Linked DNA regions of Homo sapiens: region 1 is linked to region 2. The links are chromatin loops, found by intact Hi-C in ENCODE. Cell type or tissue: PC-3. All regions are shown on one strand.

Evidence for each region. Peaks named below come from ENCODE experiments on the same cell type or tissue, not always from the same donor. Only the 100,000 strongest peaks of a DNase experiment are listed, where the experiment ranks them.
Region 1: it touches region 2 in a loop (3-fold over the local background); 5 of 110 quality-filtered maps call a loop at or near these places.

What each region holds. Positions count from the first base shown.
Region 1 is chr2:213,250,711-213,253,210 of GRCh38, forward strand. No RefSeq gene overlaps it. Among named protein-coding and RNA genes, the nearest start is that of SPAG16-DT, 32 kb to the right of the region's middle. RefSeq lists an enhancer at 917-966. In PC-3, a CTCF peak has its summit at 1,036 (motif pointing right); a DNase peak (open chromatin) is centred at 1,051; H3K4me3 peaks cover 510 bases.
Region 2 is chr2:214,409,370-214,411,869 of GRCh38, forward strand. SPAG16 (sperm associated antigen 16) reads left to right here. Exons shown (of 16, transcript NM_024532.5): 16 at 771-1,132. The coding sequence ends at 946. VWC2L (von Willebrand factor C domain containing 2 like) reads left to right here and starts at 1,685. Exons shown (of 4, transcript NM_001080500.4): 1 at 1,685-2,417. In PC-3, a CTCF peak has its summit at 1,241; a DNase peak (open chromatin) is centred at 1,732.

The sequences.
Region 1 (2,500 bases), 1.2 Mb before region 2:
AAAATGAGAAGCAAGTTGTTTGGAGCCCACTTCAGGGGTCTAATACTCACATTGCCTGTGGCCATGCCACCCTGAGTGTGCCTAGTCGCATCTAATCTCAGCACAATCACTTGGTAACTTGGTGTCCATAAAAATATCCTGCATTTTAAAAACTATGGTAGAGTATTCTTGATTCTAAATTAAAAACCAAGCTTAACTATTGCAACCAACCAATTTCCTTATCAATTGCCCAACTGTAAAAATGATGCTATCAATAGCTTTAGCAAACATGTATACTGCTTCTGGTCATATTGTATATTTTTTAAAAAATATTCTTTGACTTAAAGCCTATTACTTTCTTCTATGCCTGTTTAATTTTTGCCATTGTCTAGGTCTATAAGGTCTTCGTGACTTCCATAACAAATGCAATTAATCTGTATGCCTTTTAATTAGAATTACATGTATGGGGTCTATTTATTCTGTGACTTCAAACTTTCTTCTATAGGATAGTTAATATATAAAGTACATTAGGGATTCACAATTACCGTTTAAAACTCATTATTGACAGTGCTTAGCAGCAATACCATAATGTTATAAACACATCTATATGTTTCTTTTACTATCTTGCTTTGTGCAGTTGTCTCCCAAAACAAATTCTCCAAATTTAACAAGGAAAATTACATTGCTAATTAGATTTAGGAAACAGCCCGGAAACTAATGAAAAAATAAACTTAGAAATACGGGACAATTAATTCAAAATTATCCATGAAATCTTTACTGCTGCCATGTAAGGTACATTTTCAATTTATTTTTTATAACGCTTGTAAAACAGTGCTTTAAGTAATATATAAGAGCATGAAGAATAACTAGTGGAAGAAAGCACAGAACGAAATTCTTGCCTATGTGGAAAGAGTCTCTTCATTTTCTTGAATATTTTAGATAAATATTACTTATATAATTTTAAGATTTCTTTTACAGTATTGGATGGAACCCCCTATTTAAGTCAGTTTGAAATAAGTGATACCATAATTTGACAGTAGATGGCACTATTGTTATTCTCTAACAATGTGCTGAGTCAGAGTGGGCTCAGCTCAAAAGACGCACATTTTTTCTTTTAAAGCAGGACTACCATCCAAGAATCAATCTTGGAAGTCACTATTCATTGGAAATGACACCAAGGTTTTATTCTTTCGCCACTCTTTCATTTAAAAGAACAAAATTTCCTTCACACCTCTACTGTTAATTGCTCTCTTGTGGTTGTCTAAAATTCTTCGATGTGTAATTTGATTTTAAATATTGTATTGCTTTTGCTGGCACAACAGAACAACATTTTACATAAATGATGCTAAGAAAAATCTATCTCTTCATGGTAAAGATACTAAAACTCTTTACTCACCTTTGATATTTCTTATCCCTCTTTAATAGTATTGCATGTATAACGTAACGGTGATCATGAAAGTTAGAGTCAACTTAATTTTTATGGGGAAGATTATCTGTGTTTACATTTTCTTGCAAATTGTTGAAATTACCTCCCTCAGCTCTTTTTGTCAATCCCAAATCCATTTACTGCTACTTTTTATCCTAAAAAAAGCAAAACAATAATAGCAACAACAACAAAAATTTAGTTCTTTACTTTTCCCTGCAATGAATGGGCTGTTTGTATTGTCCAGCTTAATACCAAGTCAGCCATTAGTGACTAATGGATTAGCAGCTTGAAAAGGTGGATATTATTGACAGGCACAAATGGATTTCTAAGCATTTCTCTAAAACTACTTGCTATTGTTCCTTTCACGGGAGCAATTAGGCATGTCAATCTTCTTTTGCAATTTTTGTTTTTGTTCCAATCAAAAAAATAGGGTTTGCAATTCTAGGATTTTCATTTTGCTTCAATCTTGGGGATCTAGTCTGCCTTTCAAGGATTTTCATAGTTGATTAATGGTGTGAAATAATGCATTGATAGAGGAATTATTTGGAAGCAATTCTAGGGTGATTATCTGTTTTTGTTTTATTTGCTATTGTGCTTTCCTTTAACTCAAAAAAGTGAAAGATAATTATTATATTTGATCTTGTGTACATGTTTGTGATTTTCTTCAACATACTAGGAGTGTCTTTTATCTGTTACAAAGACATTTTTAGTCCAAGTAATTTGGGCATAAAGGGTACACTCTATGATTCCTCTATACATTATATTTAATCCACTACTAGAGCCAAGAAAAAGCCAAATTTAAATAAGTGATTTGAAAATTTTGTATTTAAACTGAAATGGTATAAACAAAGGTGGAACATGTTTACAGGAAGATTAAAAGAGTTCCGACATTGCATTTTGTCTAGGTGCCTGGCATCAGTCAACTCTACTATTCTATAGGTATTGCTATTCTTTGTATTTATGGTTGGTATTAGCGGCAAAATAGCTTGCAGCTGGTGCTGAATGCCTCAGCCTTATTATTAGAGCTATTGAGATAAAATTATCTCTACTTTCTATTTCAAATTGGTTCAAGTCTATCAAGTTCAAGGCTTTGAC
Region 2 (2,500 bases):
AGTCCCATGATAGTTTGTTACTGGACTTCCTTAATAAAAATATTAATTAAAATTGGATCCCTGATTTGTTTTCACTTTGAGGAAATGAGCCACTAAAAAATATATGATACAAAAATTATGCAAATACCCTGTGCTGTATTTAGCCATCTTATGTAAAAAAAATTTAATTTATCAAAATTTGAATTCTAAGCTAGAGTAAAAACTCTCAAGTCATTTTGAAATGGAAGTATTTATTTCCACTTCAGCTTCAAAAAAATTTGTTGAGTTCATGAGTATCACAATTTTTAAAGCAGGAATGTATATTGAGTTGTAAGTAATGATTAGCATAATTATTATAAATAAGTTTAAAGAAGAATACAAATGTTTTCCATAAATTTTGAAAGCTATGCCTTTTAAAACTTTCTAACATATAATTTATTTGAAAAAGAAAGTTGCCTTGCATAGTTGCTTTCAATCTCATCTCCTCGAAATGCTTTATTAATCACAAATATAAAAGAATAGTAGGATGTTTGATGAAATCTGCATATAAAGGAGGTAGACCATTAGGCTCTATGTCCCAATTAGAAAATTTTATAACCTAATTATTGATGTGTCTTAATTTTGACTCAACTTATTTCTTATACCTACAGGAGCTACTGCATATTTAATAACTGACCCCTAACACAGAATGATAATTGAAAAAAATAGAATGCTTCATTGCTTATAAACTGTGAACACTTGAAATAAAACTTTGATTCATTCTCTCTCTCTCTCCTCTCTGTCTCCCTCAGGTCGAGTTTTAGCTCAGGCAAGTGGCAATGGTGTTATCCATTTGCTAGATCTTAAATCTGGGGAGATTCACAAATTGATGGGCCACGAAAACGAGGCACACACGGTTGTGTTTTCTCACGACGGGGAGATTCTCTTTTCTGGAGGCTCTGACGGCACAGTTCGAACGTGGTCTTGACCGTCAGCACATCCCGCTGCAGAGGGCATTCCCTTTAAGGCTTGAAAATGCCTCCTGTAGTCCCAAACCAGCAAAGAACTGGTTAAATGTGCCAGCAGGTAACATTTACAGTCTGCTTTAAAACATGCTTTGGACATATATTTTAGTGCTCATACTGTTACTAATAAAAAAATAACTTTATGCTCACCCATTTGTGTCAGGGTCTTTTTTCTCTCTCATTTTGATAAGAATTTAGAGACACGGCATCTTTGCTAGGGGTTTTGAAAGAAACAGCTTTACAATGACGCCTAATGACAGACTAGATGAATTACAGGAGATTGATTTTTAATGTTAGAGAACAAACTGCAGGAAAACCTGGCTACTTTAAAAAAAAAAAAAAAAAATCAGATCCAAGCTGCAGGAAGACCTGAAGTTTAATCATGCAGCACCAGGGAAGTCTTTCTGCCACCAAAGGGTCAAATAGAATCGACAAGCATACGTTTTCACAGATTGTTTGACAATGATTATGCTTTATCTATTAATAATAATTGGGGACTGCAGATGGCTTAAATCTAAATGCAAGCCTCTTCTGGAACTTTCATCTCTGCAGCCCATCCAAGAACGCGTTAGGTATACAATTTTATACAAAAAAAATTAATTGCAATTTCAATGCAAATAAATATCTCGCACGTAGAATGTCTTTACCCCTCCTAATGCGCGCATCCGCTGTATAAAGTGCGACTGCTTGGAGAGCACTCTAGCCTCGTCTAAAGCAGCTCTGGGATTTCGACAGAGCTGGGCTCAGAAGCCAGTTGTTGGCGCTGTCCGTGGTGCTGAGGAATTCCCGGCTGCCGGCAGAATGAGCTCCAAATCAGCAATCTGCAAACTGCTCTTACTGATGCAGAAACCCAGCTAAAGTTGCTCCTTTCCTTCACATCCACAGTTAGTATTTTCCGGTGTGTAAGAGGGGATTCAAGCAACACACTGTGGACGATGGTGATGGTATTGCCAGCGGAGTGGGCTTTAAGCTACAGCATGCTGTTGCTGTTTGTGATCCTCAGAGCCTAGCCAAATCACCTCTACTGCCGTAGCAAACACTGTGTAAGTGAACTCATGTGTGGAGGAGGCGTAATCAGCCGGGAAATTTCATAGAAGGATCTAAGAAAATGCTAAAAATAAGTTCAACATGATTCTGCTACTGGGGTCTGGATTTCTACAGGACCAGCTTTGCTTCTTGCTTTGAATTCTGAAGACAGGTCCAAAGCAAATTTCTTATATGTGTCTGCTGTGTTTCTTTCTGGAAGGGCGGGAGACTGCTTCTTTACTGTGTTTTGAAATGGGAGGTAGAGAGAATGGATTGCCTTTAATTCATGCCTAAAAAATGTATTCTTTGGGTAATTAAAGAGGAACTGCTTTCTTAAAACATACCTGACCTTTTAGTTCATTTTGGGCTGTGACCCCTACCACCACCATTAACCTCCAGAGTGATTAGGTAAGTGTATCTTATGACATGAATTATGTTTGTTTTCTCAAAGAAATAGATGCAGTCATTTTAAATCATCTGTAGCAATATGG